Regions from separate parts of the Mus musculus genome. Here regions 1 and 2 are each linked to region 3. A link is a loop called in an ENCODE intact Hi-C map of the cell type or tissue named here. Cell type or tissue: gastrocnemius. All regions are shown on one strand. Region 1 has its middle 26 kb from the start of 1110028F18Rik. Region 2 has its middle 18 kb from the start of Zfp90. Region 3 overlaps Cdh1 (cadherin 1).

What was found. A loop is a pair of places that touch in the nucleus more often than their neighbours do. Peaks named below come from ENCODE experiments on the same cell type or tissue, not always from the same donor. Only the 100,000 strongest peaks of a DNase experiment are listed, where the experiment ranks them.
Region 1: it touches region 3 in a loop (10-fold over the local background); 34 of 42 quality-filtered maps call a loop at or near these places.
Region 2: it touches region 3 in a loop (14-fold over the local background); 19 of 42 quality-filtered maps call a loop at or near these places.

What each region holds. Positions count from the first base shown.
Region 1 is chr8:106,559,849-106,562,348 of GRCm38, forward strand. No RefSeq gene overlaps it. Among named protein-coding and RNA genes, the nearest start is that of 1110028F18Rik, 26 kb to the right of the region's middle. In gastrocnemius, a CTCF peak has its summit at 1,404 (motif pointing right); a DNase peak (open chromatin) is centred at 1,447; H3K27ac peaks cover 591 bases.
Region 2 is chr8:106,431,761-106,434,260 of GRCm38, forward strand. No RefSeq gene overlaps it. Among named protein-coding and RNA genes, the nearest start is that of Zfp90, 18 kb to the left of the region's middle. In gastrocnemius, a CTCF peak has its summit at 1,385 (motif pointing right); a DNase peak (open chromatin) is centred at 1,397; H3K4me3 peaks cover 394 bases.
Region 3 is chr8:106,646,426-106,648,925 of GRCm38, forward strand. The region is part of intron 2 of Cdh1 (cadherin 1); the gene reads left to right. Among named protein-coding and RNA genes, the nearest start is that of Tango6, 35 kb to the right of the region's middle. In gastrocnemius, no CTCF peak of the experiment used is centred here; a DNase peak (open chromatin) is centred at 1,178.

The DNA.
Region 1 (2,500 bases), 87 kb before region 3:
AGTATTCCTGGTGAGTGATAATTGCACCCGCTTGCACACACATACACAACTAATGGGATGGCATGCTAACAAGGACTGCCTGGGTATCTGGCTGATCTTTTTGTAGTTTATCAGCTGTGTGTGCCCTCCAACGTTTACCCGGTGTGTTGCAATCATGTTTTGTGTCACGTTTGCACAATAGTGTGGGGGCCCCTCCGTTGTCTCCATCAATCCCAATTTGGTATTGCTCTGCCCCCGCCACCATCTGTGAACATAAGTCCTAAGGGTTTGTTTTGTTTCTAACGTCAAACGGTCCAGGGCATCTGCTTTGTGGAGGCTTCAAAGCTGCCTCCAGGTCAGCTGATACTGATTGAGATCAGGGCTCTCTGGAGTCGAAGGCTCAACCTGGAATGGCTAGTTGGTACTGAGAATGCCTGTCAGATCTTCTCAAATCTGTCCCCAGGCTTCTAAAAAGCCCAAAAGAAAAGAAAAAGTGACTCTCTAAGGATGCCTGAACCAAAGATCCCAAAGTGAGAGTTCAAAGCCAGCCTCCAGCTTCCTGGTGAACCGGTTTCAAAACAACAGCAAAACAAACCCACACCCAGCCCCCTTGAGCTTTCTTTTGAGAAAGATCTCTGGATTCCCTGAGTCCTATCTCCTCAGCCCCCTCCTCCCACACTCTCCTTACAAACACCCCTCACCCCAAGTGAGGTCATCCATCCTAGTAGCAGGCCTTTTGACTTTGTGGCTGACCTAAGCAGTCTTTCCTGGGGTTTTCCCCTCCATTAAGGTGTAGGTAACTCTGCATACCCAGTCATTGTGTGGCCTGAAGAAGGGGTTTAAGAATATGGCCAGAAGTCCAGTCAGGGCAGGGACTGTCTGAGAGGTCAGCTAGGTGACAGGCCACCACTGACAGTTGGAGCAGCCCCCTCACCAGCGTTCCATCCTTTATGTGTCTAGTTTGACTCACTGGGGAACTCCGTGGATCACCTGCTCACAAAGAAGGCAGAGCCTTCCTTCCCACCTTCAGCTTTCTTTTTTGCTTTGTTTTGTTTGAGACGGGGAGGGGATTCTCTGTGTAGCCCTGGCTGTATTAGAGCTCACTCTGTAGACCAGGTTGGCCTCGAACTCAGAGACATCTACTTGCTTCTGCCTCCCCAGTGCAAGATTAAAGGTGTAAGCTGCCACTGTTGGTCAGAGACCAAATTCAGATCCTGCCCTTCTGAATGAGGCCTTGGGCAAATTGCTTCCGCTCTCTGAAGGATGCCTAGCACGGGAGGGCTGTTTAAGATGACCGTTGGCCCTACTGATGTAGGAGGTTGATGGGAGTGACGGCATCCCATACACATCCGTATACAGGGATCCTCCGCGGAAGGTGAGCTTCCATGGGAAGACTGCCCAAAGGAACGGAACGTCCCCTTCCTTCCCAGCAGAGGGCGCCATTCTCCCAAACCACAGCTGGGGCTGGCCTTTGCAGCCTGGCTTGGCAGGGTGGGGCCACAGGAAGGGAGGGCACATGCCACAGGGCCACTGGCTGTGGCATACCTTACATGGAAGTCTGCCTGCGAAGACAGCTCCGCCTGCACAGAACACATGCTCGGTAAATACTTGTTGAGTCAGTGGATGAAAAAGCTCTCTTGATGATGGGGATGGTGTCTGAACGGACGCTGCTTGATGAGCCACGACCCTTACCAAAGAGCTGCTTATGGTCTGGTCTCTCAACGAGCTTTTTATGTCTTCCTTTTAAAAAGGAATTGAGAGCCAGAGCGACGGCTCAGTGGTTAAGAGCACGTATTGCTCTTGCAAGAGGCCCCAAATTCAATTCCCAGCATGGTGACTCACAAGCATAACTCCAGTTCCAAGGGATTCAAAGCTCTCTTCTGACTTACATGGGCACCCGGTGTGCACACAGTGCACAAACATACATGCTGGCAAAACATCTGTACACGTACAATAATAAAATGAGTAAGTTTAGAACAAAGTCAAGAAAAGGAAATGGAGAGAGTTAGGAGAAGTGCTGGGCTGGGTGTGGTGGCACACCAGGGTGCGTACCTGTAATCTCAGCATTTAAGAGGAAGGCTGAAAGGAATTGAGAGTTCCAGATCAGCCTGATCTACACAGGTAGATACCTGGAGAGACAGAGTGACAAGGATGGGCCTTTATGTTTTCTTTGAGGACACCTGAGGTGTCCCAGGCTGTTCCAATCTGAACTCTCTATGTAGCTTCACCCGCTGTTCTCCTGTTTCTGCCTCCCAAATGCTAACCTAACAGGAATATACCACCACGCCTAGTTTATGAAGTGTGTAATTGAACGTAATCCTTCATGAGTGGCAAGCAAGCATTCTACCAACCGAGGTATCTCCGTCCGAAGACCTCTTTTTATCCTGAGATTCAAACCTCTGCCAGACACGACAGTAAATGCACTTAATGCTGACATCCAGGGGGCAGAGACAGGCAGAACTCTCTGAGTTCTAGACCAGCCTGGGCTACATAGCCAGTTCCAGGACAGCCAGAACTACAT
Region 2 (2,500 bases), 210 kb before region 3:
CATCTGTGAACAGATGAGGTTCTCTCGTCGTGGTTTTTGCCTATTAATGGCATCGTTTCTTTCTTCCCCTTTCTGCTCCAGGCCTCAGTCTGAGCTGCGTACCCAGTCCAGCACCTCCTAGGGGTGCGCTTGGCATTTATGAACAGAAATGGCTGCTTAGAACTTTCCTGGTTCTCTTTCATTGACTTTATTTTTTTAAAGATTTATTTATTTATTTTATGTATATGAGTACACACTGTAGCTGTACAGATGGTTGTGAGCCTTCATCTGGTTGTTGGGAATTGAATTTAGGACCTCTGCTCGCTCAGTCCCTGCTCGGTCCAACCCAAAGATTTATTTATTTTATGTAAGTACACTGTAGCTGTTTTCGGACGCACCAGAAGAGGGCGTCAGATCACGTTACCGGTGGTTGTGAGCCACCATGTGGTTGCTGGGATTTGAACTCAGGATCTTGGAAAGAGCAATCAGTGCTCTTACCTGCTGAACCATCTCGCCAGCCCATCTTTACTTTTTAAAAAAGTTTATGTGTATGAGTGCTTGGTCTGCACCTATTGTCCCCAGCACCTGTGCAACACGGTGTGCCCCGCTCCCCAGTGCCTGCACAGGCTAAAAGCAGGCGTCAGATCACCCTCTTCAAGGGTTGCAGATAGTTGTGAGCCACCATGTGGGTGCTGGGAATGGAGTCTCCATCCACTGAAAGAGCAGCCAATACTCTTAGCTGCTGAGCCATTTCTCCAGACCCCAACATTCTCAGTTCTCACTCACCGAATACTCCTGGCTCTCCGAATGGTCTGAGGCAAATTCCCACATACTCAGTCAATTTCCTCTGCTTTTGACTGGGACTATTAGTGGGCCACGTGGGGCTCACAGGTGCATGATATGTGGCTCTGTTTAGCACCTGTAGATGCTTCTTGCCATTGATTTGTCATTTAGAAGCAGGTGGACCTAGAGTTAAGACACTGCCTAGCTGTGCTATTGTCTCCCACCTTCATCCTGTAAGATGGAATTGCCACAGCTCCACCTAGTAGGGCTAATTAAGAGGATTAAATGAGAATACTCGCAAAGTACTCTGCAGGGGGTCAAAGTGCTTTTTTAAGTCCCCAGGGTTAGGACAAGCGCAGAGGGGCACACCTGGGCTGCAGAGGTTGAAATAGGAGGGTTAGTCATCCTAACTACATCATGAGCTTGAGGCCAGCCTGGGCTACATGACGGCTTGGCTCAAAAAAAAAAAAACCAGCCAAACAAAACTTAAATAAAGGAGTAATTACTCGTGTGAACCTCAAGAGAACATGGTACAATTTTGGAGGTGCTGACTGGCTGAACTTTCTCTGAGCGCAGCATCCACTTCTGGCTGCAGTGACGTGTGCCTTCCTTGTGACCACCAGGGGGCGCTGGCGCACTGCTGAGGATTCGGGAGCCTCCCGCAGAGGCAAATTGCAAGAGCTGTGCTTGTCTAACATCCTCCGGGATTTTGTTTTCTTTTGTTTTTTCCTTCTTATATCCCTTCCCTCCTATAACTGACGCTGGAATTTCTCCCACCGTCATAAGCTCAGCCGCCCTCAGCAGCTTCCATCCCACGCCAGAGAGGAAGAGACAAGCACCCGGCAAATCTCCTTCAGCCCCATAAGCAAAAAAAAAAAAAAAAAAAGAGCGAGGTACACTTCGGCCACAAGCCCTTAACACTTGGTGTTTTCCATACCTGGAACGTTTTCCCCCAAAATGAATGGTCTCCTCCCTCGTCTTCAAGACTTTGGTCAAATCCCAGCCATTCAGCAAAGCCCGCCTCTAACTCTTTCCGCCAACACCACTCTGATTTCTTCCCCTAAAACTTGTTACCAGGCATGATAGTACTCACCGTTTAGCACTTAGGAGCCAGAGAGAGGTGGATCTCTGTGAGTTCAAGGTTAGCTAATAAGGGTGACATAGTGAGCCCTTATTTCAGAACAGAAAAAACAAAACAAAAAAAGCTTACAAAATATTGTCACCTTCTGATATGTCATAGTTCAGGGTTCACTCATGATGGTTGGCAGACAATGTGACTGGTGAGAGGCTTCAGTTCTTAGCCAAATGGGTCCCTGCACACAGCTGCCTCTTGCCAGTGACAGCTGGCTTTCCTCAGAATGGTGAGTTAGAAACATACACAACACCCAAGAGAAAAGCTGCTCTCTTTTCATTGCCTGGTTACAAGTAGGATGTACCTGTCTGTGGCAGACAGAATTTCACATACCCTTCCCATCAAAGAAGTGCCTGACTTAATTGCCACAACTTGTAAAGGGAGCTTGGGGGTGGGGGGCGTTGCTAAGGGAAGGGTTTTGAGATGGGAAGCTTGGTCTAGGCAGCACAAGTGAGTCCAGTGTTATGAGGATCCTTCTAAGGGCATGGCGGGGTGGGGCGGGGTGGGGCAGGAGAATGAGGGTGACAGGCGTGAGGATGCAAAGGGAAGTTGGAGCAAGGCATTTGGAAGACAGCCTCCTGATTAGCTGGATAAGCCAAGGAAACA
Region 3 (2,500 bases):
AATTAAGAGACAGATGCTCAGGGGTCTTAATTCCCATGGGGACCAGTGCATAGCACAGCTGGTTAAGGAAAGGTGTCCCACTGGGTGAGGTTGACTTAGTCCCTTGGCAGCTTTCTTTATTCAGTACCTTCCCCTGGGGAAACATCAATGCACACCCAGCTCCTTGGGCTGATCTTGGTGTTCTCAGAGTTCTGCATAGCTGAGCCCGGTGGAAGACAACTTCTAGAACCTTCCTGGAGCCAGCAAGCCCCTCCAACTTTCCCTTATTTCTCAGCCCAGAGGATCTGGTTTTACAGAAAGATAATGAGCCTTAACCAGCACCTGGAAATTCAGGTCGGGCCTCTCTTGTCATACTTACAAGGTGTCACTTCTCCAAGGGTGAGGCCGAGTCGCCATTAAGAGGTGCCTTGAGCAGGTTAATTGCCTCGCACCAGGTTATTTACCAAGCCTCTCAGCTCTCTTTTGCTACCACCCTTGGCAGGTCCAGTCATGTTCCTGTTGGTTTTTCACTGGCTAGATTTGTGCGGGCTGGAGAAAGGAATCAAGGCCAGCTCCTGTTCCCTGCTTATGTGACAGGCCCCCAAAGATGACTCAGATGCCCCTCCCCCTCACCCCAGTACCTGTGCTGCAGGTTGAGAGGGTTTCTTTAAGAGCACCTTTAAATGTTCCTAATCTGGACTTTAAAAGTGCTAACTGGGAACTAGGGGAGACGGCTGAGCCTGTAAGGTGCTTGCTATGCCCTGAAGAAAGTCTGCCACTCTCAGTGTAGGACTTGTAATCTCAGTATGCACGGGCAGATACCAGATGGAGTCCTGGTGCTTGCTGGCTAGCCAGCCTGTCTTACTTGTTGAGTTCCAGGCCAATGAGAGACTCTAGTCTTACAAAACAAGGTGGATAGCATCGACTGCACAGACAGACAGACAGACTCAGTCTCTCTCTCTTTTCCTACATATCCATTCTTCCCATAAGAAAGGATAGTTGCTTCAAGTTTAGACAGATCCTCCTGTGACTGTTATCTCTCATTTGCCTTTTGCTCCAAAGTGTGTATTTTTGCCAGTCAGACTGGTGGTGCCTGCACCCTCCCTCTTCTTGCTCACTGAAACAACATTCATATCTATTTTCTCTGTCAAGTACAGGGGCTTTTGGCTTCTGAGATGTTTACAAGGGTGACCCCTGGTGGAAGAAATGAGCACTGTAGCACAGGCATCTCCTCCTGGGGCAGAAAGTGTTCCGTCCACCTGAATGTAAGAGGCAGGGGAGTAGGGATTTTCATAAGAGAATGCTTAGGCAAAGTAGAAGTTCCGTTGTGGGGAGTGATGGGCAATTGTTTGAAAGTTTGGAAAGTAAGCTAACTTCTGAGATTTGTTGTGAATTCATTCAAATGTGCCCTCTGAGATTTTTTTCTATTACACTTCTCTTTGTGTATACACACACACATACATACACACACACACACACACACACACACACACCCCTTATGCCCATGAGCACAGAACGTCCCATATGGTATGCCTGAGGAAGTCTGAGGATAGCTCACAAGTCAGTTCTCTTAGCTGGGTAGTGCTAGTACACACCTTTAATCCTAGCACTTGAGGCAGAGGCAGAGGCAGGAGGATCTCTGAGTTCAAGGCCAGTCTGGTCTATAGAGTGAGTTCCAGGATGGTCAGGGCTACACAGAGCCCAGTCTTGAAACCCCACTTCCCAACCCCCCTATACACAGTTAGTTCTCTTATCATTTGAGTGAGTTCTTTCACTGTGGGGTTCCAGGAGTGGAACTCAGGATTGGCTGTAAGCATGCTTGCCTGCTGAGCCATCTAGGTGCCTTGGGTTTATAAGGCAGGGTTTCCTACAGCCTCAGATTTGCTTACCTCTGGAAATGTAACCAGTGTTCCTTGCCCCCATACCTGTTTTGTTTGTGTGTGGTGTATGTGTGTGGGTGGGTCTGATGTTTGCATAAGTGCAGGTACAGATGTGCCATGGAGGGGTATAAAGGTCAGAGGCCAACTTTGGGACTCTTCTGTTCCGTCTTGCTTTGAGGCAGGGTCTCTTGTCTCTGCAGACTTGGCTGCATACACTGAGCTAGCTGGCCCATGAGCTTCTGGGTGAATCTCCCATCTTGCTGCAGGAGCGCCAGGCTTATAGAGGCACATTACCACATCTTGCTCTACCTGAGTTCAGGGGTCCGAACTTTGGTCACCATGCCGCGCTGCAAGCACTCTGACCCGATGAGACATTTCCCGGTCTGGTTTCATATTAAGTATCTCTTTTGCTTTCACTCTGAAAATGAAAGATTTGCTTTATAGACAAGATACTCATTGACGACTAAGTGAAGAAAACCAGCCAACCAATCAAACAAACAAAAAACCACCCAGACTCCAAATGTCAGTTGCCCTGTATTTGGGAAGAATTTAACGATGAGGCCAAGGCTCTCCGGGTAGGGTTGTTCATTGCCAGTTTGTTGAGTTAGTGTATATTTTGTATGATGTGCTAGATGAATCAG